Regions from separate parts of the Mus musculus genome. Here region 2 is linked to region 1. The links are chromatin contacts, found by POLR2A ChIA-PET in ENCODE. All regions are on one chromosome and are shown on one strand. Each heading gives the region's core, a stretch centred on a gene start or an enhancer-like site at or near the end of the contact. The rest is flanking DNA. Distances are from core to core; before and after follow the strand shown. Region 1 holds the start of Aup1 (ancient ubiquitous protein 1). Region 2 holds the start of Wbp1 (WW domain binding protein 1).

The links. ChIA-PET counts read pairs that join two places held with the same protein, here RNA polymerase II (POLR2A).
Region 2: POLR2A ChIA-PET joins it to region 1 with 16 read pairs in Patski. The contact joins the promoter of Wbp1 here to the promoter of Aup1 in region 1. POLR2A ChIA-PET finds 5 or more read pairs at or near these places in 3 of 5 experiments (Patski and embryonic stem cell).

What each region holds. Positions count from the first base shown.
Region 1 is chr6:83,052,607-83,056,058 of GRCm38, reverse strand. Aup1 (ancient ubiquitous protein 1) reads right to left here and starts at 1,538. Exons shown (of 12, transcript NM_007517.4): 1 at 1,227-1,538; 2 at 1,011-1,148; 3 at 780-930; 4 at 369-553; 5 at 89-161. The coding sequence starts at 1,363. Htra2 (HtrA serine peptidase 2) reads left to right here and starts at 1,488. Exons shown (of 8, transcript NM_019752.3): 1 at 1,488-2,138; 2 at 2,242-2,446; 3 at 2,536-2,730; 4 at 2,989-3,021; 5 at 3,256-3,361. The coding sequence starts at 1,633.
Region 2 is chr6:83,119,887-83,123,338 of GRCm38, reverse strand. It overlaps Wbp1 (WW domain binding protein 1), which reads left to right and starts at 1,878. Exons shown (of 5, transcript NM_016757.2): 1 at 1,878-2,136; 2 at 2,463-2,567; 3 at 3,052-3,154; 4 at 3,295-3,452. The coding sequence starts at 2,068. Ino80b (INO80 complex subunit B) reads left to right here. Exons shown (of 5, transcript NM_023547.2): 5 at 975-1,574. The coding sequence ends at 1,511.

The sequences.
Region 1 (3,452 bases), core at 289-2,788:
AGGGCATGAAGTGAGGTCTAAGCCAGGGCCACAGGTGGGAAACTTCCCTTCCAGACCCCAGAGTAGTCCCTGTCCAGCATGCACTCACCACAGAGACCAGGGGTCTCTGAACTTGCAGGGTAAGAGGTTGTACCACGTCCTGAATAGAAAATGGCCACGAACTAAGAGAGAGGGAGAGAGAGCGAGTAGTATGGGAGTTCAGCCTAGCCCAGCCAACCACTTATATCTGACTTAAACTAGTAAACTGTCCAACTCCATAAGCAGACAACTGAGGAATTAAGAATTTCGAGGGCAGGGCTAAAAGTGGGCAGACAGGAAAGGAACTAGGGCACCCACTCAACTGGAGCCAGATGCCTGCGCTTACCCACCTGAAACGCAGCAGCCCTTCTCGGCCATTGGTGGCCTCTTCCTCGGGGAAGAGCAGCAAAGGTGTGGGCGGAAGCCTCGTGGAAGCACAGAATTTCTTGAGTGACTCCACCAACTCCACCCGCCTATCCATCTCCATGAAGCCCCGAGACCAACACACAAAGCTGGGGGGACTATTGAGTAGAGGCTGAGAACGGGGAGAAAAAGCAAGAAGAATGGAAGGAAATGTCAAAAAGAGAAAGAGAAAGGAAAAGACAGAAAGAAAGAGGAAAAGGGTGACACGTGAGGTGGCGATTAAGGGGCTGGGGGAAAGGCTCGGTGTTCCCCAAGAGAATCCCAATGGGTAAAGGGGAGCCTTGAGCTTGGGCCTGGGGAGCCACCCGGTGGCGCTCTCGGCCTCGCCCCCCACTCACGGTGCTACAGGTGGTGAGGAGGTTGACTATGTTGTGGTCAAAAGGTGTTACGTGGTTGGAAATAAGGACCCTGACGCGGTGATCGCGGAGTCCGGAGTCCTCCTGCCGGGCCACGAGCCCCAGGACCGCACACATGGTTCGTACCACGAACCTGGGGACACAGGCGGCGGTGACCGTGCGGTCCAGAGCCCAGCCCAGCCCCGATGCTCCCCCGGGCGCCGCGGTCCGCACCTGCGGAGGACGCTGTCGGGCAGAGCGCAGCTGACCAGGAAGACGTGGAGCCCGAGGAAGAGTCGCAGGACCAGGAGGCAGAGGCCGACCGGCGCGTAGAGCAGTAGCGCGAGCAGCAGGAAGCCGTCACTCGGGAGCCTGTGGCGAGAGGCGACGCGATCAGGCGCCGAAGCTGACAGGACGCGCTGACCGGTCTCTTCCCTCCGCAGCGCTTACCGGTGCGAGTCAAAGAGCCGCTCCGGCCCCGGAGCTGGGGGAGGTTCCATCGCAGCCGCTTCAGGAGAGCGGGGCCGCTGTCGCCGCCATCTTCGCAGGGCCGCGGGGGCCCCTGGGAAGGCGGAGTCTTTGGGCATCCGCCGAGACGCCAGAACCTGAGGCCCGGAGGCGCCCCGGAAGGGCTAGCGTTCCCAGCATGCCTCGCGGCCCCGGGGAATGTGTGTGTATGTGTGTGTGTTTGTGTGTGAGCGTGTGCGTATGCTGGAGAGGAGCGCGTCCTGACGGGACTACGTTTCCCGGCATGCGCTGAACAGCTACCGTCGTGCCCTGCTTCTCCTAGACCGCTTGCCGGGTTCTAGAGGACCGCCTCTGAGTAGGGCGGGCGAGGAGAGTCGAGGCGGAGCTGATGGCTGCGCTGAAAGCGGGGCGGGGTGCAAACTGGAGCCTTCGGGCATGGCGGGCTTTGGGGGGCATCTTCTGGAGGAAGCCTCCCCTGTTAGCTCCTGACCTCCGGGCTCTGCTGACGTCAGGAACTCCTGACTCTCAGATCTGGATGACTTATGGGACCCCCAGTCTCCCGGCCCAGGTGCCTGAGGGGTTCCTTGCATCACGGGCAGATCTGACGTCTAGGACCCCGGATCTCTGGGCACGATTGAATGTGGGGACTTCAGGCTCCAGTGACCAGGAGGCCCGCAGGAGCCCTGGAAGCCGTCGGCGCGAATGGCTGGCGGTGGCGGTGGGCGCAGGAGGTGCAGTGGTGCTGCTGTTGTGGGGTTGGGGTCGGGGTCTTTCCACGGTGCTGGCTGCTGTTCCTGCTCCGCCACCCACTTCTCCCCGGAGCCAGTACAATTTCATCGCAGATGTGGTGGAGAAGACAGCCCCTGCTGTGGTCTATATCGAGATCCTAGACCGGTAATGGTGAAGTTGACCAGGAGGTGTTGAACTGCCGTTAGTGAAGGCAAGGGAGCAGGATGAGGTGGAAGCTGCAGTGTAATGGGTACTTTCCCCATCCCAGGCACCCTTTCTCCGGCCGTGAAGTCCCCATCTCAAACGGATCAGGATTCGTAGTGGCTTCAGATGGGCTCATCGTTACCAACGCCCACGTGGTGGCTGATCGGCGCCGAGTACGAGTGAGGCTGCCTAGCGGGGATACTTATGAGGCCATGGTCACAGCTGTGGATCCCGTAGCAGACATTGCCACACTGAGGATTCAAACCAAGGTGGGGATGGAGTAGGCCAGATCTGATGGCAGCTGTTCTCTTGCTCCCTTCTTAAAATGACCAGTTTTGCTGGCCTTGTTTCCCTTAAGGAGCCTCTTCCCACACTGCCCCTCGGCCGCTCTGCTGATGTCCGGCAAGGGGAGTTTGTTGTTGCCATGGGAAGCCCCTTTGCACTGCAGAACACGATCACATCTGGTATTGTCAGCTCTGCTCAGCGCCCAGCCAGGGACCTGGGACTCCCTCAAAACAACGTGGAATACATTCAGACCGATGCAGCTATTGATGTGCGTCCTGATATGAGGGAAATTAGGTGCTAAGGTTGGAATTGGGGAGAACAGCTGTTGGGTATGAGCACCAACTGACACGTGGTGGTGACTGGGCCTGTATCAGAGGTTGGGCTGCAAAAGGCAGCCTCTCTAGTTCATGTGCTAGGAATGGAATTTGAAAAATTTCCCTACACCCTGTTTATGTCCTCGGTCTTAGAATTCCCAGAGCATGGGATTCCAGATCTTTTTGATGTTTTCTTTCATTTTATCTCACAGTTTGGAAATTCTGGTGGTCCCCTGGTTAACCTGGTGAGTGTCCGTGTTCTTCTAAGAATCCATGCCCCAGGTTAGTGTGGGAAGTGTGGGTTTTCCTCTGATTTAGGGAATTTTAGCTAAGTCTCTAGTCTCTTGTTCCTCTCCTGGTATACAGACAGACAGACAGACAGACAGACTTCTGTCCCCAAATCCTTGCTACTCTTGTTCAGGTGCCCCCATCCTCTGCCATCTGTGTGGGCTAGGGGACAGGGGGCTGTGTCCCTGCAGGATGGGGAGGTGATTGGAGTGAACACCATGAAGGTGACAGCTGGAATCTCCTTTGCCATCCCTTCTGATCGCCTTAGGGAGTTTCTGCATCGCGGGGAAAAGAAAAGTGAGCCTGTCTTACAGGGAAAGGGGTTCCTTTAAAATGGAGGATGGGACTTAGGGGAGGGCATTCACTGGGGCTTGGTATAGAGGGGTGT
Region 2 (3,452 bases), core at 629-3,128, 67 kb before region 1:
AGTTGAGAGCTGCCATGTAGGTGCAGGGAACTGAATGAGAGTCCTCCCCAAGGGCCGGTGCTCCTCGCCGCTGAGTAGTCTTTCCAGTCTAGAATGCCTTTGAAGAGATGACATTTCCAGTACCAGGGGAGCTTCTCAGACAGAGAGGCCAGCTGACATAGAGCCCAGGGGCACAGAGACCCAGAAGGAGAGTGTGGCCAGGTCACCCAGGGGGATATATACTGACAAGTGACATAGCTGGCTTAATTACTTTGGCAATTATGTGCTGTGAAGCTTAGTAGGGGTAAGGAATTTCCTTAGGAAGCTGCTGAAGTGTAGGCTGTCGTGGCGCAGACCTGTGCCCCAGAGCTTGAGAGACAGGAGGATGGTTACAAATTCCGAGGCATCTAAAAATACATATAGATAGCCTGACACAATCAATCAATAAACTGGGAGAGGGGTATGGGGTGTGGAAACTGGGAGAGCTGGTGATGGCCCGAGTCCAGAAGAAAGTAGTAAAAGGAATAGAGAAACCTGCACTGAAGCCTGGATGTATGACGGAAGTAGCTACTTAGTGGGAGAAAAAAGGAATCCAGGGTAATTCTTTTTGGTTTGAGCCAAATCCAAGTTGATGTTTTTTCCTGAGATACTATTTAAAATAACAGCAACAACAAAAACCTACACAAGGGGCAGGCAGGGTACCATACTTTTGTTTCCTCCTTTGGACCTGAGTGAGAGGCAGGAACCCTGGGAAGAGAAGTGTGGTATTAAGGGTCCCTAAAGATGGGGACAGTGGCACAAGCATTTGATCCCAGCACCTAGGGAACAGAGGCAAGAGTGTGAGCTCCAGGCTGGCCTGGTCTACATAGTGACTTACAGGGCAGCCAAAGTTATATAGTGAGACCGCCTCGAAACAAAAACAAACGAAAATAGGGGTGGGTGACCCCAAAAACCTCGCCATTTGGTTCTCAGACATCCTCTGTCTCTTTCCCCAGCGAGCCCTCCTCCAGAAGGCGCGGAGCCAGCCGTCCCCGACTCTGCCTCTGCCAGTGGGTGGGGGCTGCCCTGCCCCTGCCCTCACCGAAGAGATGCTGCTGAAGCGTGAGGAGCGTGCACGGAAGCGGCGGCTGCAGGCGGCGAGGAGGGCCGAGGAGCACAAAAATCAGACAATTGAGCGCCTCACCAAGACGGCCGCTCCTAGCGGGCGTGGAGGGCGCGGGGCGGCGCGGGGCGAGCGGCGCGGAGGACGGGCTGCTGCCCCGGCCCCTGCACCCATGGTGCGCTACTGCAGCGGGGCACAGGGCTCCACCTTGTCTTTTCCTCCCGGCGTTCCCACACCCACGGCGGTGGCACAGCGGCCTGCCCCATCGGGCCCCGCTCCACGATGCTCTGTCCCCGGCTGCCCCCACCCGCGTCGTTATGCCTGCTCCCGCACCGGCCAGGCCCTTTGCAGCCTACAGTGCTACCGCATCAACCTGCAGCTACGGCTGGGAGGGCCCGAGGGCCCGGGGTCCCCACTCCTGGCCACCTAAGACCTCTCCCACGCCACATTCCTGCTGTCTCCCCCACCCTATTAAATTTCGTACAGTGCCTCAGCTTGTATCGAATTGCTGGAGTGGGAAGCCGGCGGAGTCTGAACCTGAGTGTGTAAAGTCATTCAGCCAATCGGCGAAAATTTTTGTGCTGAACGGCCGTTCATTGGCCGATAAGTCAAAGCTTGTTCTGTTGTCCGTACTGGCTATTGTTGCTGTCAGTCAGGCATTTGGTCGAGCCTTTCCCCTGTCTTTGTCTGTGTGAGTTCTTGTTGTCTGGGAGAGCGGCACAGGCGCCGCTGCGGATTGGGCAAAAGGAGAAACCTGTGACCGGTTCCTATTGGCTGATCTGTTAGTTAGCGATTCTGATTGGCTGGACTGAGCAACTGTGTCCTCTGGAGGTGCTCTCCCCGGCCGGGAGCTCCGGCCGCGGAGTGATGGTGGCACCGGTGGCGATGGGCCGGGCAGGGACCATGGAAGTGGCGGCAGAGGTGGCAGGGGCGGGGCAGCTGGCGGTGGAGGAGGCTGTGGTCTTCAGGGGTCTGTAGGTGGAGGCATGGCTCGGGCCAGCAGCAGGAACAGCAGCGAAGAGGCCTGGGGGTCACTTCAGGCGCCGCAACAGCAGGTATCCCAGCAGCTCTAAAAGCTTATCTCACTACAGCCATTTATTTCTCTTTCCCCTTTCCTGTCACTTCCTGTCCGGGGTGGGGGAGGAGCTCATGGAGCCAAAGGTACTCTGAAGTTCCTGAACATGACCATTCTACTCTTTGTCTAGACTTATTACGTAGATGCAGTTGACTTTACCTGCACCCTCTTAGACCCCATCTCATGGTTGCAATGCAAGCCTGCAGTGGCTCTCCAGTTACCAGAGGCGTAGTGAAACCCCCAGGGAGGTTCCCTCTGTCTTGCAGCAGTTATTTGTGATGTTTTTCTCTGTGCCTATTGTCACAGCAGAGTCCGGCAGCATCTTCTCTTGAGGGAGCAATTTGGAGACGAGCTGGAACCCAGACTCGCGCCCTGGATACCATCCTTTATCATCCACAGCAATCCCATCTGGTTGGGAGCACTGCTCTGGGTCTCACACTGTGCCTCCTCTACCCCAGGGAGCTTGAGACCCAGGGGTGGAAAAAAAAAACCATCTTGGGGGTGTGGGAGGCAGACCTTTGGGGTGGGAGATGTTGAAAGCTTTTTAGCTTTGGAAATGGCCTTAAATTCCTACCCATTGTCACACTATGTTTTGTTTCTTTTAAAACATTAGCCTACAAAAAACCACCCTTGGGGCCAGGCTTCTGTGAGAAAAGTATTGGGTTTAAAGAACTGATATCACTTTCTCTGTATTTACACTTTACTTTCTCACTAGTTTCTGGCATTTTAAATCTTCCATACTGATAGCCCTACATATAGACCCTCCTTTTAGCATCCCATGCCATCCTTCCAAGCTAGGTCGGCTCGTGGGTGGGACTGTATGTGCGTGCAGGAGGTGGGGGTGGACAGGGCCTTGGGTAGAAGCCCCTGGTTCTTAGTGCCTCCTTGCCTCCAGCTTCGAGAGCTGTGCCCAGGAGTGAATACCCAGCCCTACCTCTGTGAGACTGGTCATTGCTGTGGGGAGACTGGCTGCTGCACCTACTACTATGAACTCTGGTGTGAGTCTTCAAAGGGATCCATCTCAGGTTCCATGCCCATCCTCCCTTGGATTTCTGAACTCAGCTACCAAAGACCCTTCTCTGCTTAGGGCTGGAGTCTGGGGTGGTGGTCTGAGTTGTGCCCTCTTTGCCTCCTGCAGGGTTCTGGCTGCTTTGGACTGTCCTCATCCTCTTTAGCTGCTGTTGTGCCTTCCGCCACCGAAGGGCTAAACTCAGGCTGCAACAGCAACAGCGGCAGCGTGAAATCAACTTGTTGGCTTACCATGGGGCATGCCACGGGGCTGGCCCTGTTCCAACC